Regions from separate parts of the Homo sapiens genome. Here regions 1 and 2 are each linked to region 3. Evidence: chromatin loops called from intact Hi-C (ENCODE). Cell type or tissue: mammary epithelial cell. All regions are shown on one strand.

Region 1 (8,000 bases), 110 kb before region 3:
GGATCACCTGAGGTCAGGAGTTCGAGACCAGCCTGGCCAACATGTTGAAACCCCATCTCCACTAAAAATACAAAAATCAGCCGAATGTGGTGGCACATGCCTGTAGTCTCAGCTACTCGGGAGGCTGAGGCAGGAGAATCGCTTGAACCTGGGCGGCAGAGGTTACAGTGAGCGGAGATCGTGCCACTGCACTCCAGCCCGGGTGACAGAGCAGGACTCCATCTCGGAAAAAAAAAAATTATTCACATTTTCTTTTTTTCTGTGAGACAGAGACTCGCTTTGTCGCCCAGGCTGGAGTACAGTGGCACAGTCTTGGCTCACTGCAACCTCCACCTCCCTGTTAAAGCGATTCTCCTGCCTCAGCCTCCCGAGTAGCTGGGATTACAGGTATGTGCCACCACGCCTGGCCAATTTTTGTTATTTTCATCGAGACAGGGTTTTACTGTATTGGCCAGGCTGGTCTTGAACTCCTGACCTCAGGTGATCGGTCCATTTGCCTCAGCTTCCCAAAGTGCTGGGCTTACAGGTGTGGGCCACTAGGCCCGGCCCACATTTTCTTTTTATAAGTAATTTTTTCCAAGCAGGGCTATCTAGAGTAAAGGAGAAATAAGAGGCAAGCTTTAAAGGCACTTACACTTTTAGCATTTCAATAGTGATGGGAAGAGACCTGGTCCGACCCAGCGTACTGCTGTCCTCAGAAAAGCTGTCACTGTTTTCAAAAAGCAACGAATGAGCTCTGTGAGAACCCTCCAGAATAGGAGTCATGGGAAGTGGGCTGGTGAGGGCCTGCTGGATTCGAATATGCAGTGGGAGTGGAGGCAGCCTAGAGGGTATATGGGGCTCCCCAAAGTTCTGGTCCAGTATCCTCTTGGGGACTTCCTTTTTCTGATCTTCCTGCTGGGGAATCTCCTGGTGTAGATCTAAGGATGGTGGAAACTCAATTTCTGGCACAACTTGAAAAGTCTTAGCAGGGAATGGAGGGGTGCGTGGAGGCTCTGGAGGTATATGAGTAGGCAGTGGGGGGGACGGAGAGCGAGGTGAGATCATTGGTAGTAGTTCCGAGCCCATAGAACACGTGCTCTTCTCTCTTTCATCACTTGGTGTTTTTGTGGTGATGGCAGCAGCAGACTCCAAGGTGGGTACTGAGGTTGATGGAATGCCTCTCTTAGGTGGTAAGGGTGGGGACGGTTTTGATAACAATGTACCACTGTTTATTGCTTGGGACAGTTCAGCTGGAAAAGAGAGAGCAACACATCAATTTCACGACTTTCCAATGCTTTGAAGGGCCGGCCCAGGGCCTAGAATTAAAGTTGAGTTCAGTTTTAATCTTTTAAGCAAGTTAAATAATTTCATAGTTTTGCCATTCCCTATATATTTTATCCTGAAATGAAGTTTATATTTATTCAAATAGAAGGCTTAATAAATGTACAGAGGTGTAGGAAGACTGATGAGTAGCTTACTTCATTGCTATGGCAACAGATATGACAATTTTTTTTTTTTTTTTTTTTTTGAGACAGGGTCTCACTCTCTCGCCCAGACTGGAGTGCAGTGGCGCGATCTTGGCTTACCGCAACCTCTGCCTCCCGGGCTCAAGCGATACTCCTGCCTCAGTCTACCAAGTAGCTGAGATTACAGGCGCACGCCACTACGGCCCGGCTAATTTTTGTATTTTTAGTAGAGGCGGGCTTTCACCATGTTGGCCAGGCTGGTCTCGAACTCCTGACCTCAAATGATCCACCTGCCTTGGCCTCTCAAAGTGTTGGGATTACAGGCGTGAGCCATGGCACCCGGCTGACAACTTTTTGTAACTTGATCTTGGTGTAGTTAATATGAATAGAGACAAAAAAAATCTGATAAAAAGTTATCTTGTGGCTGGCACGGTGGCTCACACCTGTAATCCCAATACTTTGGGAGGCCGAGGTGGGCAGATTACTTAGGTCAGGAGTTCGAGACCAGCCTGGCCAACATGGTGAAACCCCGTCTCTACTAAAAAAAAAAAAAAAAAATTACAAAAATTAGCTAGGTGTGGTGGTGGGCACCTATAATCCCAGCTACTCAGGAGAGGCTGAGGCACGAGAATCTCTTGAACCTGGGAGGCGGAGGCTGCAGTGAGTCAAGGTCATGCCACTGCACTCCAGGCTGGACAGCACAAGACTCTGACTCAAAAAAAAAAAAGTTATTTTGTATAACAGTACTCCATTAAAAAATTTAAACATTCAGATAGCATAAAATAAGTATTAGTGGGTATTGTTACCATATCCTGATAATGGTATCTAGATATCTTAGCTCTGTGTTATAAAACTGTCAATACTGACATCTTGAATTTTTATAGCAATTGCAAAGTCCTTTGAAGAAATCAAAGTGTTTTTTGTCCTTGAAGTCATATTCTCCTTATACCACCTGAGGTGACAGGGGAAAAAATATAGCATCTTTACCATTTTTCAGAAGGAAAAGGCAAGGCCACAGAAGCTAGGTGACTTTGCCCAAGATCATACTACAAACTGGCATGGACTCAGCTGGTATCCAAGTCTCTGACTATTTGACTGCATCCTACTGTCTCTAATTTTTTTTTTTTTTTGAGACGGAGTCTTGTCGCCCAGGCTGGAGTGCAGTGGTGCCATCTCGGCTCACTGCAAGCTCTGCCTCCCGGGTTCACACCATTCGCCTGCCTCAGCCTCCCAAGTAGCTGGGACTACAGGCGCCCACCACCACTCCCGGCTAATTTTTTGTGTATTTTTAGTAAAGACGGGGTTTCATCATGTTAGCCAGGATGGTCTCAATCTCCTGACCTCGTGATCCGCCCGCCTCGGCCTCCCAAAGTGCTGGGATTACAGTCGTGAGCCACCGCGCCCGGCCTACTGTCTCTAATTTTTATTGGTATGCACACCTCTTATGTTCCCTTTGCACCTCAGCTTCCCATGTTCACTCTCCACTATATCATGGGCTCCTTGATGGCAGGGCAACCTTGTCTCCATCAACATATCATCCACAGGGCTGTGCACAGTACCTGGCATCTAGTGGACCCTCAATATATGTTTATTAGATGAGAAGCCTTCACCCTGTATCATGACAGTATATATTCCTATAGTTTCACCAAAGCCCACAATGACTCAGCAAAGGTGTTGGTGTTGTTTCAGCAAAGTCCCTTTGGAGGGCTCCAGATGACCTGTAAGAAGTGGATCATCAGATCACACAGGAGTAAAACTGGTAAAGTAATTAAAGGGTAGTTATTTTTTCCCTGCTGACAGGAAAAAAAAAAAAAAAGTAGTTCTTTTGATCACCAACCTCTAACCTTCTACTCAAACCCTTTAGTTTCATCCCACTCAGTATTCTCAAACACTCTCAAAAACTTCCCTTAAATAAAACTGTATTTGTCCTAAATCTCCAAAATTGGAGATGTTCAAAGTAAAAGGCTAGCTAATTATTTTTTTCTTTTTTGAGATGGAGTTTCACTCGTTGCCCAGGCTGGAGTGCAATGGCGCCATCTCGGCTAACTGCAACCTCCACCTCCTGGGTTCAAGTGATTCTCCTACCTCAGCCTCCTGAGTAGCTGGGATTACAGGCATGTGCCACCACGCCCGGCTAATTTTTTGTATTTTTAGTAGAGATGGGGTTTCTCCATGTTGGTCAGGCTGGTCTTGAACTCCCGACCTCAGGTGATCCACCCGCCTCGGCCTCCCAAAGTGCTGGGATTACAGGCATGTCCGCTTTGCCCGGCCAAGGCTAGCTAATTTTATAATTCTTTTTTTTTTTTTCTTTTGAGACAAGGTCTCCCTCTGTTGCCCAGACTGGAGTGCAGTGGCATGAACAATAGCTCACTGCAGCCTCGATCTCCTGGGTTCAAGTGATCCTCTTGCTACAGCCTCCCAAGTAGCTAGGACTACAGGCCCATGCCCCCATGCCTGACTAATTTTTTTAATTTTTAGTAGAGACAAGGTCTCACTATGCTGCCCAGGCTGGTCTTGAGGTCCTGGGCTCCAGTGATACACCTATCTCAGCCTCCCAAAGTGCTGGGATTATGGATGTGAGCCACCACACCCAGCCTCTTTTCTTTTTAAATTTATTTTTATTTTTAAATTAAATTAATTTATTTTAGACAGGGTCTCACACTGTGTCACTGGAGTGCAGTGGCGCAGTCACGGCTCACTGCAATTTTGACCTCCCTGGGCTCAGGTGATCCTCCCACCTCAGCCTCCCAAGTAGCTGGGACCATAGGCATGTGCCACCATGCCCGGCTAATTTTTGGGGGGGGTATTTTTTGTAGAGATGGGTTTCTCCATGTTGCCTAGGCTGGTCTCAAACTCCTGGGCTCAGGTAATCTACCTGCCTCAGCCTCCCAAAGTGTTGGTACTACAGGTGTGAGCCACTGTACCTAGCCTTTTCTTTTTTTTTAGAGACAGGATGTTGCTCTGTTACCCAGGCTAGAGTGCAGTGGTGCAATCATAACTCACTGCAGCCTTGAACTCCTGTGCTTACCCAATCCTCTTACCTCAATCTCCCAAGTAGCTAGAATTACAGGCACATGTCACCATGCCCAGCTAATTTTTAAATATTTTATAGAGATGGGGTCTTGCTACGTTGCTCAGGCTGGTCTTGAACTCCTGGCCTCAAGTGATCTTCCCACCTCGGCCTCCCCAAATGCTGGGATTATAGGCATTGAGCCACTGTGCCTGGCCTAATTTTGTAATGTTTTAATGTCTCTCATCATAAATAATTTTTTTTTTTTTGAGACAGAGTCTCGCTCTGTTGCCTAGGTTGGAGTACAGTGGTGCAATTTTGGCTCACTGCAACCGCCACTTCCCGGGTTCAAGTGATTCTCTCCTGCCTCAGCCTCCTGAGTAGCTGGGATTATAGGCATGCACCATCATACCCAGATCATTTTTTGTATTTTTAGTAGAGATGGGGTTTCACCATGTTGCCCAGGCTGGTCTCAAACTCTGGGCCTCAAGCGATCTGCCCACCTCGGCCTCCCGAAGTGCTGGGATTACAGGCATGAGCCACCATGCCTGGCCCCATAAATAAATTTTAAAAAAGGCTTTCTAGAAAAACACTGCATACACACACAAAAAGATTCTAAAAATGTGAATTTTAGGAGCAGTGAAAGAGATATTTTTGGAAAGATTGGATTTTTGCTGATTCTCTAAAAATAGCTGTTAGCTATTCCATCTACAACAAAACTCATTCCTGATGAGACCATAAATGAATATTTTTACTTTTGAATTAATAAAATAAATTCTATTTGGTAATTTGAGGAAGGCATATATGTTAAGGAAGTAAATTCTGGTATATATACCCTGACAACAGCATCTGGCTGTAGTTCTGTGGAAAAATTTCAGAGTGTTTCTGGGATGGGTAATAATTCCCTTTCACCCGTTCAGCTATTGCTGGTGGTTTTTCCTTAGTCGTAATACTCCATGTTATATGGATGAGAAGACAGTAGTACTTCTGAAGCAATGATTTCCAAACTTTTGGATTTCAGTGACCAAAACAATAACAAAAATCTTGATCAACCTCAGATTGTTGGTTTTTTTTCTAGTGTTTTTTTGAGGTTGTCATTTTCTAAGATTTCCAAATAAGGCTTGATATTAAGTAAACCATTTATGATCATAATCCTTTTGTGAAAGAAATGGCATTTTAACACCAAAGGATTAGGAAGGTTGTAATTTTAGAATAAAAGAGAGTCCTTTAAATTAAATCTATTTAGCTCTAAGAAATGCTCTGTGAACTGTTCTATTTTTCTTCTTTTGTTGAGGACCCCTCATGGACTAATACTGATTCCTCAGTTACAAGGTCTATTGTTTTGGGCTATTTACCTCAAGCTAAGAATGAGCTCTGCAGTTTAGTCCAGGGTATCATACACAAATTATCATTTTATATGTTGCCTTAACTTGAAAAGGGTGGTATGCCACTGGTGTAGAGCAGAGGCTCTTAATGTGTGCTCCCTGGAGAGCAGCATCAGTGTCATCTGGGAACCTATTAGAAAGGCAAATTCTCAAGCCCATCCCAGGCTTACTAAAATCAGAAACTCTACGGGTAGTGTCCAGCAGTCTGTTATCATAAGCTTTCTAGGTGATCCTGAGGAGAACACCAGTTTGCAAACACTACTGTAAGGAACAGAGGTCTGGACCTGAGAGTTGAAAAGCCTATGTTCAGTTTCTATCTTTCACTAACTACAACCTTCTTCTTTTTTTTTGAGATGGAGTTTTGCTCTTGTTGCTCAGGCTGCAATGCAGTGGCACAATCTCAGCTCACTGCAACGTCTGCTTCCCACGTGCAAGCAATTCTCCTGCTTCAGCCTCCCGAGTAGCTGGGATTACAGGTGCCTACCACCATGCCCGGCTAATTTTTTGTATTTTTAGTAGAGATGGCGTTTCACCATGTTGGCCAGGCTGGTCTTGAACTCCTGACCTCAGGTGATCCACCCGCCTCTGCCTCCCAAAGTGCTGGGATTACAGGCATGAGCCACTGCGCCTGGCCTACAACCTTGAATGAGTCACAATGTCTTCATGTTCTAATTGCCCTACCTATGGAAAAGATAAAATTGGTTTCCTGCAGCACAAGGTAGTTTTGAAAATAAGTATGTGAAAGCTCCCCAAGTTCCTCACAGATAAGTCAACATGACACTATCCATCCAAAGTGGTGGTAATAACAACTTCATCCTGTTTTCATCAAGCTACTCCAAACTGTCATACTCATAAAATATTCTAAGCCTGTTTTTCAAGGTTTGAATCACTCCACCCAACATGGTGATATTAAATATTTAATGAGTATAGTTTTTATTCATTCGTTCAATCGTGAACAAGAACTTTAAGCAATACTAAGCCTAGTATCATTTTTCCTGAAAAAACTATATTTTTATTAGCTTTGAAGCACTCATTAGCTTTCCTCTCCCTTTCTTGAAAATTCTTCTAAGAAATTGTGCATTTATATAAAGAAAGTAGACTTAAATAGAACTTTGGGTAAATGCAAAAAATTTACTAAACCCATACAAATTTTACTGATTATATTCCCTGCTTTCTCTACCATCACTTATTTTAACATAAGAATAGCATTCTTAATTCTCCCAAGATAAAACATGATTTTATCAGAACAATTTAAGTAATAGCTTCTGCAGTTCCCTGTGAAGATAACTATGCCAGACACTGAATCCCAAATTCCACTGGCATCTACAGAATCATCCTTTTATCTACTAGACTCATTAATGCTTATGGAAGGCATAGGTAGTTTTAAGTAGATTTAAAAATTTTCATTTGAAAAGTTTGCCTTGCCCCTTGTGAGCTGAGGCATTATTCTAATTTTTCAGCAAGTGCCACAGATAATTCCATGCAGGTGGAATCTGTTATGGTTTTCACATATCCAGTCCAATTACACACACACACACACACACACACACACACACACACACAAATATGTATAGTGTTTTGGAATCATTGTTTTAGAAAAACAGATTAAATATTAGATTAAAAAATAGGTTAAAACCCCCAAAACTTAAATCTAATCTTAGTGATGTTTACATTTATGGCCATCTGCCTCAGTTTCATGACTTTTTTTGTTTGTTTGTTTTTGTTTTTTTGAGACGGAGTCTCTCTCTGTCGCCTAGGCTGGGGTGCATTGGCACAATCTTGGCTCACTGCAACCTCCGCCTCCTGGGTTCAAGCAATTCTCTTGCCTCAGCCTCCCAAGTAGCTGGGACTACAGGCACGTGCCACCACGCCTGGCTAATTTTTTGTATTTTTAGTAGAGATGGGGTTTCACCATGTTGCCAGGATGGTCTCAATCTCCTGACCTTGTGATCCACCCACCTCGGCCTCCCAAAGTGCTGGGATTACAGGCGTGAGCCACCGCACCTGGCCTATTTTTTCTTAACCTAAGACTTTTCTCCATATTGAGGTCATTCAAAGGGACAAGATATGGAAAATTCTCACAGACCAAATCAATGTTGTACCAGTTATCAAATAAAATAACCATCCAACATCAAACCAAACCCAAAACACTGGAAG
Region 2 (8,000 bases), 160 kb before region 3:
TCGCTCTGTCGCCCAGTCTGGAGGCAATGGCGCGATATCGGCTCACTGCAAGCTCCGCCTCCCAGGTTCACGCCATTCTCCTGCCTCAGCCTCCCGAGTAGCTGGGACTACAGGCGCCTGCCACCACACCCAGCTAATTTTTTGTATTTTTAGTAGAGACGGGGTTTCACCGTGTTAGCCAGGATGGTCTCGATCTCCTGACCTCATGATCCACCCACCTCGGCCTCCCAAAGTGCTGGGATTACAGGCGTGAGCCACTGCTCCCGGCCAGAGGACCACCTTCTAAAAGGTGGAGCCCTGTTCCCGGTACCTGCCTGCACAGCCTCTACTGCACAAATGGGTCTTGTATACAGACTTCTCTCACTGCTCTGGGTGTGTTTTCCTTTATTTGCTTTTCTTTTCTTCTTTTTGAGATGGAGCCTCACTCTGTTGCCCAAGCTGGAGTTCAGACTCACGATCTCAGCTCACTGCAACCTCCGCCTCCCAGGTTCAAGCGATTCTCCCGCCTCAGCCTCCCTAGTGCTGGGACTACAGGCGCAAGCCACCACGCCTGGCTAACTGCTTGGTATTTTTAGTAAAGACGGGGTTTCACCATGTCGGCCAGGCTGGTCTTGAACTCCTGACCTCAGGTGATCTGCCCACCTTGGCCTCCCAAATTGCTGGGGTTACAGTCGTGAGCCACCGAGCCCGGCCTCTCTGGCTGTTTTCTTAACCAGGCAGTGAGTGTCTGGGCTGGGAATAAGGAGTTGGCTTTTGGCATCATGCTTCCCCACCCCGCCCCACACAACACAGCTTCCATCTTCAAGGAGCATACAGTCTCTGGGAGAAGAGTGAGACAGTCACAGATAAGTCGGCTACAGAGTCAGCTTCCACCATCAGGCACTCCTGAATGCCCACAGCTGCCCTTTGAGGTGAGCAGACTCATCCCAGTTTTACAGCTAAGGGGAAGATGAGGCTCAGGGAAAGGTGACCCAGGTCACAGAGAGGTGGAATGAAATCCCAGTCTCATGACCATGCTCCACCAGAGCTGGAGCTGCCCTACCCCCACCTCACCTTCCTTATTTATTGAAGAAAGTGGGTAGGCACGCCAGTCTAGACAGTCTGCCCGGAGCCTGGTGCTCCTGCCCTGACCTCCAGTGACCTCACCACAGCCTCGATTTCTGTAAAAGGAGACAGAGCCCTCCCAGGCCACTGCAGCTGTGCCCTCCGTCCCCCACACCAGGAGGAAGAACTTGCCTGCCAGACTAAGGCTGAAAAATCTCTGTGTGTAAGGTCCCCAGGAGGGAAGGGAGGAGAGGGCTCATGTGTCAACAATATACATTTGGTGAGCTGCTGTTATGCCAGGCACACAGGTGGTATATTTCACACTAGGAGTTTCTCACCTGGGATCCCCGTTCTATACAACCTGTGCCTGGGCCTATGTGTTCATTTTTCCTGGGGGAAGGGACACACAACTTCACTGCTTTATGAAAATTATAGGATATTACTATTCGGGAGGCTGAGACAGGAGAATCGCTTGAACCCGGGAGGTGGAGGCTGCAGCGACTGAGAGCACGACACTATACTACAGCCTGGGCGATAGACCAAGATTCTGTATCAGAAAAAAAAAAAAAATTGGCCGGGTGCGGTGGCTCACACCTGTAATTCCAGCACTTTGGGAGGCTGAGGCAGGTGGATCACCTGAGGTCAGGAGTTCAAGACCAGCCTGGCCAACATGGTGAAACCCCGTCTCTACTAAAAAAAAAAAAATACAAAAATTAGCTGGGCCTGGTGGTGTGTTCCTGTAGTCTCAGCTGCTCAGCAGGCTGAGGCAGAATTGCTTGAACCTAGGAGGTGGAGGTTGCAGTGAGCTGAGATCGCGCCACTGCACTCCAGCCTGGGTAATAAGAGTGGAAACTCCGTCTCAAAAAAAAAAAAATTATATCCTCACCACATGCCCCCTACCATTGCTTTACAGATAAGGAAACCAATGCTCTGGGGGACTGGGTGGGTTGCCCAAGGGCATCTGATGAGAAAGTTGTAACGATGAACAGAACAGGATTCCTGCTCTTGGGATGTCTTTGAAACAGGAGCCTCGTGAACTCCTAATTCATCTGTCCAGGTTTCACTCTGATACCCTTCTTGGGGGAAATCTTCCCTGCCTCCTCCACCCCGCAGAGTTCCTTAGTCTTGCACACAAGACGCTTCGTGACCCAGCCCCTGCTGTATCATCTTGTTACTCTCCTCCTCCAGTCACCTCAAGACCTGTGGTATCCCTGACCACAATACCTATACCTTCATGCCGTTGCACGTGCAATCCCTCTGCCTGTATCACCCTAATCCCACTACCCTCAGACTGCCTGAAAAACTCTGTTCCTTCAAAACCCCATTCAAGAGTCACTTCACCTGGAAAGCCATCCCTGAGCCTCCTGGGCAGGGTGGGGGATCCCCCTGAGGGCTCCCCGTAACACCCCACACACTCAACTTCTGCTAGGGCACACAAGTCACACGTGGTCGAAGTTAGGTCAATATGTGACGTATGAATGACTTGCCAGTAGCGTCCGTCGCCTGGGTTCAAGGGCATAGTTCGCTAATGACACGGGCCTGCTCTTCTCACTACTGTCCCCCAGCCCCGCAAGAGAGGGACGCAATAAATGGCCAGCAAATAATCTGCTGACAGACTGAGCTGCTGCGGAGTTCAAGACACACGGCTCCCAAAGGTCCACAGCGGGAGACCCTCGAGCTCCTACGACCCACCCTCTCCCGGGCAGGGCTCCCTCCCCGATCTGCAAACCGCCTTCTCCAAGCGCATGCCGGACAAAACCATCCTCCTCGCGGCAGAGACCCATCCCCCGCCCGGGCGGCCGCGCGCACCCGGCCCGCCGCGCTCGCGCAGTTTGAATCTCCCGCCTGCGCGGGCGCCGCGGTGCGGGCGTGAGAGGCGCGGCGGCGGAGGGGCCGCGCGGCCCTAGCTCCAGCGAGGCAGCGCCCAGCCGCTGCTGGAGCGCCCCGCGGGGCCGGGGAATCGCGAGCCCGCACCGCGCCTTCCTGCCTCCGGGCTTCACGTGGGGCCGGCGCCGCGCGACACGGGCGAGAGCGGGCAGCGACTTAGGCCCGCGTGGACCGGCCCGTGCTCCGGCTGTGGCCGCTCCGCTTACCGCCCTCTGCCCGGACCCTCCGCGCGTCCCAGGCGAGACCTACCTTGGTGCACGTCGGCCACAAGGAACTCCGGCGCTCCCCGCCGGGCCGCGAACTGCCCCAGAGCATGCGCTCTGCAGGCCTCTGGCCCCGACCCGGGTGAGAAAGGAAAACAAAGAGCCCGGCGGCCCCTGGCGGCCATCCCAGGATCTGCATGTGGCGCGCTCCCGGGCTGGGGGAGCCCTTGGCCGGGCTGGGGGAGCCCTTGGCCAGGCTGGCTCCCCTGGCCCGGTTCCAGTGGGCGTGTATTTTGGAAACCCCAAATCGGGACACGTGGACTAACAACCAGAAAGACTCCTTGAGTTCGGTCTGTTTAGGAAAATCTTGTGCGGTAGGGTCTGTACGGAGAAAAAAGATACTCATCTTCCCTACCCTCAAGAGGGCATGGAGAAGGTTGAAAAATCAGACTATCAACAACCACACAACGCTATGACAGGGATACCCAGAGGGGCATCTGACTCAGTCCGGGGCTTAAGAACAGCTTTCCAAGTTAAGTCTAGGGGGGCAGGACATCCTAGGAGAAGCGACGTTTGCAATGACAGGGAACCACGAGAACCCAGGGAGGTTGTGGGAAACTGCCAAGTAGATGGGAGTAGAGGGTGCCTGTGGGAGTGACAGATCATGGATACAGGGTCTTGTGTGTCTAAGGGGTCCAGCCTCTATCCTGAGGCAGTAGGGATATATGGGAATTTGGGCACGGGAATGGCATGATCAGATTTTTTTCCCCGTGAGTTAACATCAGATGGGTATGTGCCCATGTCTTAACAAGGTTTGAGGGAGGCACATCTCATATGCGTGTGAACACCCAGTCATCTTCTTATGAGCTACAAGAGCATCCTAATATGATCAGATCTTATAGAACAAAATAGAGAATGGACTTGGGGAAAACGGGAGCCAAGTGGGGAGGAGCAAGAGGAATGAGAGAGACCAGATAAAATAGAAGGGTGTGAGTTGGGGTTGGGTTAGAGATGGAAAACAGGTACCAAGAAAAGGCTGTCTCTTATTAACACCCATTCTTCAGGATGGATACAAACAGTTCTTCAGGATTTCAGGTGTTCCCTGAAACCCTTGCAAAGGACGTTTTCTCGATTTCATGTTGATTCAGACTCTGAGTCATTCTACGGCACCCAAAGTCTAGATGGACACTTTTGATGAGTTCTTACCAACTGAACTGAACTTTTTTTTTTTTTGAGATCGAGTCTTGCTCTTGTCACCCGGGCTGGAGTGCAATGGTGAGATCTCGGCTCACTGCAACCTCTGCCTCCCAGGTTCAAGCGATTCTCCTGCCTCAGCCTCCCAAATAGCTGGGATTACAGGTGCCTGCCACAAAGCCTGGCTAATTTTCGTATTTTTAGTAGAGACTGGGTTTCGCCATGTTGGCCAGGCTGAATTCTTATATGCAGAGCCTGCCACAAAGCACTCCCCTGTCTTCAGGGTTTCTTACCTCTCCAAGTTTACCTCTGCCTCCATCATGGACTCCTCTTTTGGATGATGTACTGTGAAATTTCTCCAACTTTTAACCCTGGGATCTCTGATCTCTCTCTCTCTCTCTGCTGTCTTCCTCCAAGATCTTACACATTCATGTAGCTTCATGTAATAATAATAAGTGATTATTATTATTATTGCCTATTTTGTAAGACCCTTTATTTTGTTAACTACAGAAACATCCATGTCAGCTCATTTGTTCCTCACAAAAACCTCATGGCAGTTGGAAGATAAGAAAACTGAAGTTTAAAGAGGTAAAGCAAGTTTTCTGGGGTCTTCACACAAGTGGTGGAAGGAGACCTCAACTCTTTTTTTTTTTTTTTTTGAGATGGGGTCTCACTCTGTTGCCCAGGCTGGAGTGCAGTGGTGCGATCTCGGCTCACTGCAGCCAGGTTCAAGCAATTCTCCTGCCTCAGCCTCCCAGGTAGCTGGGATTACAGGTGCCTGCCACCACACCCAGCTAATTTTTGTATTTTTAGTAGAGACAGGGTTTCACCATCTTGGCCAGGCTGGTCTTGAATTCCTGATCTCATGAGCCACCCACCTCATCCTCCCAAAGTGCTGGGCTTACAGGCGTGAGCCTCCGCGCCCAGCCTTAATTTTTGTACTTTTAGTAGAGATGGGGTTTCTCCATGTTGGCCAGGCTGATCTCGAACTCCTGACCCGCCCAGGCTAGAGTGCAATGGCACGATTTCAGCTCACTGCAACCTCTTCCTCCTGGGTTCAAGCAATTCTCCTGCTTCAGCCTCCTGAGTAGCTGGGATTACAGGCGCCTGCCACCATGCCCAGCTAATTTTTGTATTTTTAGTAGAGACGGGGTTTTACCATGTTGGCCAGCCTGGACTTGAACTCCTAAACGTCAGGTGATCCACCCGCCTCAGCCTACCAAAGTGCTGGGATTACAGGCGTGAGCCACCGCGCCTGGCCATTTTGTGTATTTTTAGTAGAGACCGGGTTTCACCATTTTTGCCAGGCTGGTCTGGAACTCCCGACCTCAGGTGACCTGCCCATCTTGGCCTCCCAAAGTGCTGGGATTACAGGCATGAGCAACTGCACCTGGCCTTTATTTTTATTTTTTTAGTTTTGTATTTGTATTTTTTATTTTATTTTGAGATGGAGTCTCATTCTGTTGCCCAGGCTGGAGTGCAGTGGTGCAATCTCGGCTCACTGCAACCTCTGCCCCCTGGGTTCAAGCAATTTTCCTGCCTCAGTCTCCAGAGTAGCTGGGATTACAGACACGCACCACCATGCCCGGCTCATTTTTGTATTTTTAATAGAGACAGGGTTTCACCATGTTGGCCAGGCCGGTCTTGAGCTCTTGACCTCAAGTGATCCACCCATCTCGGCCTCCCAAAGTGCTGGGATTACACGTGTGAACTACTGCGCCCAGCCCCAGTTGTTTGTCTCAAGAGTCTCACTCTGTCATCCAGGCTGGAGTGCAGTGGCAGGATCTCGGCTCACTGCAACCTCTGCCTCAGCCTCCCGAGTAGCTGGGACCACAGATGTGCACCACCATGCCCAGCTAATTTTTTTTTTTGAGACGGAGTCTCACTCTGTTGCCTAGGCTGGAGTGTAATGGCGTGATCTCAGTTCACTGCAATCTCTGCCTCCTGGGTTCAAGCAATTCTCCTGTTTCAGCCTCCCGAGTAGCTGGGATTACAGGCGTGCACCACCACGTCCAGCTAATTGCCCATCTAATTTTTGTATTTTTGGTAGAGACAGGGTTTCACTATGTTGGCCAGGCTGGTCTTGAACTTCTGAGCCTCAGCAGTCAGCCTGCCTTGGCATCCCAAAGTGTTGGAATTACAGGAGTGAGCCATCGCAACTGGCTGATATGGAGGTTCTGGCTGTAATAATGTACTGTGGGTTTTATAACATATATAAAAGTAAGACACATGACAATATCAAAGACTATATAGTGAGAAATGGAAGAAATATTTATTTATTTTTTCGAGACGGAGTCTCGCTCTGACCTCGTGATCTGCCTGCCTTGGCTTCCCAAAGTGCTGGGATGGATTACAGGCGTGAGCCACTGTGCCCAGCCGGAAGATTGTTTTTTTTTTTTGAGATGGAGTTTTGCTCTTGTTGCCCAGGCTGGAGTGCAATGGCATGATCTCGGCTCACTGCAACCTCTGCCTCCCAGGTTCAAGCAATTCTCCTGCCTCAGCATCCCGAGTTGCTGGGATTATAGGCATGTGCCACCATGCCCGGCTAATTTTGTATTTTTAGTAGAGACGGGGTTTCTCCATGTTGGTCAGGCTGGTCTTGTACTCCCGACCTCAGGTGATCCGCCAGTCTCAGCCTCCCAAAGTGCTGGGATTACAAGTGTGAGCCACCACACCAGGCCGCCAGAAGGTTTTTTTTTTGTTTTTTTTTTGAGACGGAGTCTCGCTCTGTCGCCCAGGCTGGAGTGCAGTGGCGCGATCTTGGCTCACTGCAAGCTCCACCTCCTGGGTTCATGCCATTCTCCTGCCTCAGCCTCCCTAGTAGCTGGGACTACAGGCACCCGCCACCACGCCCGGCTAATTTTTTGTATTTTTAGTAGAGATGGGGTTTCACCGTGTTAGCCAAGACGGTCTTGATCTCCTGATCTCGTGATCCGCCCGCCTCGGCCTCCCAAAATGCTGGGATAACAGGCGTGAGCCACCGGGCCCCGCCTTTTTTTTTTTTGAGACGGAGTCTTGCTCTGTTGCCTAGGCTGGCACGATCTCAGCTCACTGCAACCTCTGCTTCCAGGTTCAAGCAATCTTCTGCCTCAGCCTCCCAAGTAGCTGAGACTACAGGCGAGCACCACCACACCTGGCTAATTTTTTTTTTTTTGTATTTTTAGTAGAGGCGGGGTTTCACCATATTGGCCAGGCTGGGGAAGATTCTTATACTACAAGTGAACTGGTTTAATATCAATTGAATGTGGACTATTGTAAGTTAAAAATGTATAATATGGCTGGGCATGGTGACTCATGCCTGTATTCCTAGCACTTTGGGAGGCCAAGGTGGGAGGATTGCTTGAGCCCTGGAGGTCAAGACCAGCTGGGACAACATCATGAGACCTTGTCTCTACAAAAAATACAAAATTTAGCCAGCCATAGTGGCACATGCCTGTGGTCTTCACTACTCAGGAGACCGAGCTGGGAGGATGGCTTGAGCCCAGGAGTTCCAGTTTAAGGCTGCAGTGAGTCATAATCTTGCCACTGAACTCTGGCCTGGGTGACAGAGTGAGACCCTGTCTTAAAAAAAAAAAGTAAATAGCCTAAACACTCCAATTAAAAGACATAGACTGTCATACTGAAAAACCCAACATGTTACCTACAAGAAATAAAATTTTAAAATAAGGCCAG
Region 3 (8,000 bases):
GCTTCAATATCATCCATGGTTTCAGGGAAGAGGACTAATGGATGGCAACTTGAAATCCTAGGTAATAATAACAGTGGGAACAGTAGTAGCAGTAATAGTAGTAATAATAAAACTGCTATTTTTTCTTGAATACCTACCATGTAGCAGATATTTTGCACACATCTTAAGATTCCGTCCAGAGGCTGGGCGCAGTGGCTCACACCTGTAATCCCACCACTTTGGCAGGCCAAGGCGAGTGGATCGCCTGAGGTCAGGAGTTCGAGACCAGCCTGGCCAACATGGTGAAACCCCATCTCTACTAAAAAAATACAAAAAAAAATAGCTGGGCATGGTGGTGGGTGCCAGTAATCCCAGCTACTTGGGAGGCTGAGGCAGGAGAATCGTTTGAACCCGGAAGGCGGAGATTGCAGTGAGCCAAGATCGCACCATTGCATTCCAGCCTGGGCAACAAGAGCAAAACTCTGTCTCAAAAAAAAAAAAAAAAAGATTCCATCCAGAAAGTAGAACCTAAGACAGGTGTTAGTTACAGGTAATTTACTTAGAAGGTGATCCCAGGGATTTAAAGTAAAAGTCCAGAATAAAATAGGAAGAGGAAAAAAGCCAACACAAGGATGTATTAACAAGGTGTTCACTGCTGTGGGCACCTGGGGCTGGATCCTACCAAGCCCATCTGATAATTTTCTTTCTTTCTTTCTTTTTTTCTTTTTTCTTTTTTTTTAAATTGGGCAGCCTCCTGAACCAAAGCGGGCTCAGAGACTCCCCATCTGAGTTCTGTAATGCCTCTCATTATGGTCTTCCAAAAGACTGCCAGAGAAGCATTTAACCCTTGGTTTATATCCTCCATTGGTTTGGATTTCCCCAGGAGGCATCAACTTCCCTTGCACTTCTGGGTAGGCACTCACCAGTATCCTACATTATGGTTTAGGAAAAGCTCCAGAACAGAGAGAAAGATACAAGGAGAATTGAAGCCCTCACTGAATTGTTTTCAAAAGCTTTGCCCATTGGGAAGGCTGAGAGGATGGAAGGAAAGGTACAAAACCTCCCAGACCATCCCTTGCAGTGCTCAGATTCATCCATGTGCTCCATTAGATCCAGTCCATCACCTAGTTTTCAAGATAATGGCTAGCTATCATCTTGACAGAAAACTCAGTGGTGCTAAAAATTCTTTGCAAAATGTTTGTTGTCCCTTACGCCTTTTGTGCCCTATAACATACCATACTCAACCATATAGATGATTCTCACAAATAATGTTAAGTGAAAGAAGCCAGACCACAGTACTATGTTTGATTTCATGTGGATAAAATACAAGACAAGCAAAAATATTCTGTTCAAGGCCAGGATAGCAGCTACCCTTTGGGGTGAGAGAGCAGTGTCTAGAAGGGGGAATGAGAGGAGATTTTGCAGGTGATACTTATCAGATATGTGATTTACAAATATGTTCTCCCAATCTGTGGCTTGTCTTTCCTTCTTCTTTATTTTATTTATTTATTTTTTTTTTGAGACAGAGTCTTGCTCTATCGCCAGGCTGGCGTGCAGTGGCGCTATCTTAGCTCACTGCAACCTATGCCTCCCAGGTTCAAGCGATTCTCCTGCCTCAGCCCTTCAGCCTCCCGAGAAGCTGGGATTACAGGTCTATGCCACCACACCCAGCTAATTTTTGTATTTTTAGTAGAGACGGGTTTCACCATGTTGGCCAGGATGGTCTCGATCTCTTGACCTCGTGATCCACCCAACTCGGCCTCCCAAAGTGCTGGGATTACAGGTGTGAGCCACTGCGACCGGCCTGTGGCTTGTCTTTTCATTCTCTTTACAGAATCTTTCACACAGCAGAATTTAAAATTTTTGAAGGCTAGGCATGGTGGCTTACACCTGTAATCCCAACACTTTGGGAGGCTGAGGCGGGCAGATCACCTGAGGTCAGGAGTTCAAGACCAGCCTGGCTAACATGGTGAAACCCCGTTTCCACTAAAAATACAAAACAATTAGCTGGGCGCGGTGGCGCACGCCTGTAATCCCAACACTTTGGGAGGCTGAGGCGGGCAGATCACCTGAGGTCAGGAGTTCAAGACCAGCCTGGCTAACATGGTGAAACCCCATTTCTACTAAAAAATACAAAAAAATTAGCTGGGCGTGGTGGTGCAAGCCTATAATCCCAGCTACTCAGGAGGCTGAGGCAGGAGAATTGCTTGAACCCAGGAGGAGGAGTTTGCAGTGAGCCGAGATCGGGCCATTGCACCCCAGCTTGGGCAACAAGAGCAAAACTCCATCTCAAAAAAATAATAAATAAAATAAAAATAAATAAATAAAATATTTGAGTAAGTCCAATATTTCCATTTTTTAATCTTATGGATGGTATCATATCTAAGAAATCTTTGCCTAATCCAAGATCACAAAAATGTCCCCCTAAATTTTCTTCTATAAGTGTATAGTTTTATTTTTATTTTTATTTTTTTGATATGGAGTTTCACTGTTGTTGCCCGGCTGGAGTGCAATGGCGTGATTTCGGCTCACCGCAACCTCCACCTCCTGGGTTCAAGCGATTCTCCTGCCTCAGCCTCCAAGTAGCTGTGTTTTAGTGATCCCTAACCCTTGCCACCACCATGCCCGGCTAATTTTTTGTATGTTTAGTAGAGATGAGGTTTCACCATGTTGGTCCGGCTGGCCTCGAACTCCTGACCTTAGGTGATCCACCCACCTTGGCCTCCCAAAGTACTGGGATTACAGGCATGAGCCACTGTACCTGGCCGTGTATATTTTTAGATCGCCATTTTTTAAAAGGATTATTTGGGATAGAGTCTCACTCTGTCACCAGGGCTGGAGTGCAGCAGCCGATCATGGCTCACTGCAGCCTTGACCTCCCAGGCTCGGGTGATCCTCTCACCTCAGCCTCCAAACTAGCTGGGACTACAGGTGCACACCACCATACACTGCTAATTTTTTTGTGTTTTTTGTAGAGACAGAGTTTTGCCATGTTGCCCAGGCTGGTCTTGAACTCCTGAGCTCAAGTGATTCTCCCGCCTCGTCCTCCCAAAGTGCTGGGATTACAGGCGTGATCCACCACACCTGCCCATGCATATACTTTTCTATTCAGTCTAAACCTGAAAGAATACACAGCTTTCCTCTGGGGTAGGAAGATAGTGGGATTTGGGGTAAGTATGCTAGAAAGATTGGCTTTTCACCGTATACCCTTTTGTGCTATTGAATTTTTTTTTTTTTTTTTTTGAGATGGAGTTTCACTCTTATCCCCCTAGGCTGGAGTGCAATGGCGCTATCTCGGCTCACTGCAACCTCTGCCTCCCAGGTTCAAACGATTCTCCTGCCTCAGCCTCCAGAGTAGCTGGGATTACAGGCACATGCCACCATGCCCAGCTAATTTTTTGTATTTTTAGTGGAGACGAGGTTTCACCATGTTGGCCAGGCTGGTCTCAAACTCCTGACCTCAGGTGATCCACCTGCCTCAGCCCCCCAAAGTGCTGGGATTACAGACGTGAACCACTACACCCAGCCAAATAATTTTTTAAAACGCAAACTCAAAAAGGGTTGGGAATCACTAAAATACAGTTCCACTGAACAGTTTAAAATCACCATAATGGGCCTGGATCAGCACTTTGGGAGGCCAAGGCAGAAGGCTCACTCTTTTTTTTTTTTTTGAGATGGAGTCTCGCTCTGTTGCCCAGGCTGGTGTGCAGTGGCACGATCTTGGCTCACTGCAACCTCCGCCTCCCGGTTCAAGCAATTCTCCTGCCTCAGCTTCCTGAGTAGCTGGGACTACAGGCGTCTGCCACTGCACCTGGCTAATTTTTTGTATTTTCAGTAGAAACTGGGTTTCACCATGTTAGCCAGGATGGTCTCGATCTCCTGACCTCGTGATCCTCCCGCCTTGGCCTCCCAAAGTGCTAGGATTACAGGCGTGAGCCACCACGCCCGGCCAGAAGGGTCACTCTTGAGCACAGGAGTTCAAGACTGGCCTGGGCAACACAGCAAGACTCCCATCTCTATAAAAATTAAAATAATAAAAATGAGCCAGCTGTGGTGGATGCCTACAGTCTCAGCTATTCAGGAGGCTGAGGCAGGAAAATCGCTTGAGCCCAGGAGTTTGAGGTTACAGTGAGCTATGATCGTACCATGGCACTTCAGCCTGGGCGACAAAGTGCGACCCTACATCTAAAAGAAATAAATAATAATAATAAAATAAATAAATAAAATCACCACGATGCTTGTTGGATTGGATGATTTCACTGCAGCTTCAAATCCTGAGGGTTCTCTCAAGCCTGGCAGTTCTCACTGAGCTAAGAAACTAAAAGTCACATTTATTGGCAAAGAATGGATTGGGCCCATCAGAAGATAATATGCAAATGATGAGTGTGAATTTATAGTTTCCTCTCTATAGCTTTGAACATTGCTGAATTTAGAGAAGAAACTATGAATGTTGCTGCCACCTGCCGGCCACATCTCTCAATATCAGGTTCCTGGAAGTACCTGGTGGGATTCTTCTTTCAATTGAGTCCTCTATTAGGCTCTGGATTGGAGAAAGACTGATTTACAGATTTCTCCCTTTTTGCTGTCATCATCCCATAATCTGCCACAAAACCAAATTGCTAAAAGCAGGGAGCTGTGGCATTCAATTGTCTGCATTTGAATTCTGTCTTTACCTCGGGTAAATCAGATACCTGTTCTATACCTTGGGTAAATCAGATACCTATTCTTTTTTTTTTTTTTTTTTTGAGATTGAGTTTCGCTCTTGTTGCCCAGGCTGGGGTGCAATGGTGTGATCTCGGCTCACTGAAGCCTCCGCCTCCTGGGTTCAAGCAATCCTCCTGCCTCACAGGCGCCTGCCACCATGCCCGGCTAATTTTTTGTATTTTTAGTAGAGACAGAGTTTCACCATGTTGGCCAGGCTGGTCTCTAATTCCTGGTCTCAGGTGATCTGCCTGCCTCAGCCTTCCAAAGTGCTGGGATTACAGGCGTGAGCCACCGTGCACAGCAATCAGATACCTATTCTACACTTCAGTTTCCTCATCTATAAAATGGGGATGATAACAGCAGCTCCTTTACATAGGTGTTGTGAGGATTAAATTAGATCACATAAAGCGCTTAGCACAAGGCCTGGCACACAGTGAGCACGCAACAAATATTAATGGTTGTTGTCATTGTCAGGCAGAGCTTCAGAGCCTCTCTCATCCTTTTTTTTTTTTCCAGCTGAATTTAAGATTCAAGGCCCTCCCATTCTAAACTGACAAATTGTACCTGGACACACAAAAGTCTATTGGAAAGACCTATAGCATCTGGTTCCACCACTTCCTGACCGTGGGCAAGCGTCTTAACCTCTCTGAACCTTACTTGACCTCACAGATGGTTTTGGAGATTACATGAAATCATCTGCGTAAAGCACCAAGACAGTGCCTGGCATGGAGTGGACAGTTAATAAGTGGAATGATGATGGAGTGATGATTAACACAGAAATACTTACCAAGTATAGCTAAAGGTTGAGCAGCACAGGTTGCAAATAGGCAGGCCATAGGCAGTCACTAACCTACAGATATTTGGCCCACAGTGATTTACATTTTAACCCCAGGAATTTTACATTCAAGTCTGAATTCTTAATTTCTCTTTTAAAATGTGAAGATCTGCCGGGTGCAGTGGCTCACGCCTGTAATCCCAGCACTTTGGGAGGCCGAGGCGGGCGGATCACCTGAGGTCAGGCGTTCGAGACCAGCCTGACCAACACGCAGAAATCCCGTCTCTACTAAAAATACAAAATTAGCTGGGCGTGGTGGAGCATGCCTGTAATCCCAGCTACTCCGGAGGCTGAGGCAGGAGAATCGCTTGAACCCGGGAGGCGGAGGTTGCGGTGACCTGAGATCGCACCACTGCACTTCAGGCTGGGCAAAAAGAGCTAAACTCCGTCTCTGGGCCGGGCGCAGTGGCTCACGCCTATAATCTCAGCACTTTGGGAGGCTGAGACGAGGGGATTGCTTGAGTCCAGGAGTTTGAGACCAGCCTGGGTCAACATGGCGAAACCTCGGTCTCTACTAAAAATACAAAAAATTAGCCGGGTGTGGTGGCACGCATCTGTAGTACCAGCTACTTGGGAGGCTGAGGTGGGAGAATCATCTGAAGCCTGAGAGGTCGAAGCTGCAGTGAGCCGAGATCGCACCACTGCATTCCAGCCTGGGCAACCAGAGTGAGACCCTGTCTCAAAAAAGATTTTTTTTAATTTTTATTATGTTTTAATTTTATTTTATATTTTATTTTATTTATTTTATTTTATTATTTTATTTTATTTTATTTTTTATTTATTTTAATCTGTGAGAGGGAGTCTCGCTCTGTCCCCCAGGCTGGAATGCAGTGGCACCATCTCTGCTTACTGCAAGCTCCGCCTCCCAGGTTCACGCCATTCTCCTGCCTCAGCCTCCCGAGTAGCTGGGACTACAGGCGCCCGCCACCATGCCCGGCTAATTTTTTGTATTTTTATTTTTATTTATTTTTATTTTTTATTTTTTTTGGAGACGGAGTCTCGCTCTGTGGCCCCGGCTGGAGTGCAGTGGCAAGATCTTGGCTCACTGCAAGCTCCGCCTCCCGGGTTCACGCCATTCTCCTGCCTCAGCTTCCCGAGTAGCTGGGACTACAGGCGCCCGCCACCACGCCCAGCTAATTTTTTTTTGTATTTTTAGTAGAGACGGGGTTTCACCGTGTTAGCCAGGATGGTCTCCATCTCCTGACCTCGTGGTGCGCCCGCCTCGGCCTCCCAAAGTGCTGGGATTACAGGCGTGAGCCACTGCGCCTGGCTTTTGTATTTTTAGTAGAGACGGGGTTTCACCGTGTTAGCCAGGATGGTCTTGATCTCCTGACCTCGTGATCCACCCGCCTCGGCCTCCCAGAGTGTTGGGATTACAGGCGTGAGCCACCGTGCCCCCGGCCAAATTATTTATTTGTTTATTTATTTTTGAGACGGAGTCTGGCCCTGTCGCTCAGGCTGGAATGCAGTGGTGGATCTCGGCTCACTGCAACCTCCGCCTCCCAGGTTCAAGCAATTCTCCTGCCTCAGCCTCCTGAGCAGCTGGGACTACAGGCACACCCACCACACCCGGCTAATTTTGGTTTTTGGTTTTTTGTTTTGTAGAGAGAGGGTTTTACCATGTTGGGCAGGCTGGTCTCGAACTCCTGGCCTCTGGTGATCCGCCTGCCTAGGCCTCCCAAAGTGCTGGGATTAAAGGTGTGAGCCACTATGCCCAGCCTGGAAACAATTTTTGTAAATTAAGAAATAAATAAGGCCGGGCGTGGTGGCTCATGCCTGTAATCCCAGCACTTTGGGAGGCCAAGGCAGGTGGATCACCTGAAGTCAGGAGTTCGAGACCAGCCTGGCCTACATGGTGAAACCCTGTCTCTATTAAAAATACAAAAATTAGCCGGATGCGGTAGCGCGTGCCTGTAATCCCAGCTACTCAGGAGGTTGAGGGAGGAGAATCGCTTGAACCCGGGAGGCGGAGGTTGCAGTGAGCCGAGATTGCACCACTGCACTCCACCATGGGCGACAGAGCAAGACTCTGTCTCAAAAGAAAAGAAAAGACAAGAAAAGAATTAAATAAAATACAATAAAATGTGAAGTCCTGACAGTGTATTACACTGATCTATACGGAAGGTGGCATATAACAGAGAAACCTAATTTCTTCCAAGGAAGCTAAGTAATGCTCCCTGAAGAAGTGCTGCTAAAGCTGAAACAGGAGTTGACTGGGGGTGAATCCGATAAAGAGGTGGGGATGCTGCTCCAAGCGTAAGGACTGTTGGGTCCAAAGGCCTTGGTCAGGGAGATTCGTGCCTCTGGGAAACCTCAGGGTAGCCAGGTGGCCGGAGCACAGTGAGCAAGACAGCAGGAAGAAGATGAGGCTTCCATTAGCATCTTAAGGATTTTGGTCTTTATCATGAGGACAAATGTATTTCAAAGCTAAAAGCTGGGAGGTAGCCAATTGGTGTAACAAACTGAGGAGCTAGACAGAAAT

Evidence for each region. A loop is a pair of places that touch in the nucleus more often than their neighbours do. Peaks named below come from ENCODE experiments on the same cell type or tissue, not always from the same donor. Only the 100,000 strongest peaks of a DNase experiment are listed, where the experiment ranks them.
Region 1: it touches region 3 in a loop (15-fold over the local background); 3 of 110 quality-filtered maps call a loop at or near these places.
Region 2: a loop joins it to region 3, with 8 times the contacts of the local background. A loop is called at or near these places in 14 of 110 quality-filtered maps.

Annotation. Positions count from the first base shown.
Region 1 is chr1:28,466,786-28,474,785 of GRCh38, reverse strand. PHACTR4 (phosphatase and actin regulator 4) reads right to left here. Exons shown (of 14, transcript NM_001048183.3): 7 at 635-1,232. Among named protein-coding and RNA genes, the nearest start is that of SNHG3, 35 kb to the left of the region's middle. In mammary epithelial cell, a CTCF peak has its summit at 3,164; a DNase peak (open chromatin) is centred at 3,145; H3K27ac peaks cover 247 bases.
Region 2 is chr1:28,513,489-28,521,488 of GRCh38, reverse strand. RCC1 (regulator of chromosome condensation 1) reads right to left here. Exons shown (of 13, transcript NM_001381865.2): 4 at 4,622-4,764. LOC124904836 (small nucleolar RNA U13) reads right to left here and starts at 4,013; the gene lies at 3,914-4,013. RefSeq lists enhancers at 2,281-2,490, 1,784-2,634, 2,635-3,486, 4,561-4,620 and silencers at 2,631-2,720, 2,771-3,410. In mammary epithelial cell, a CTCF peak has its summit at 3,313 (motif pointing left); DNase peaks (open chromatin) are centred at 3,308, 4,278 and 5,598; H3K4me3 peaks cover 1,396 bases; H3K27ac peaks cover 2,086 bases.
Region 3 is chr1:28,356,284-28,364,283 of GRCh38, reverse strand. No RefSeq gene overlaps it. Among named protein-coding and RNA genes, the nearest start is that of PHACTR4, 9.5 kb to the left of the region's middle. In mammary epithelial cell, a CTCF peak has its summit at 4,455 (motif pointing left); no DNase peak of the experiment used is centred here.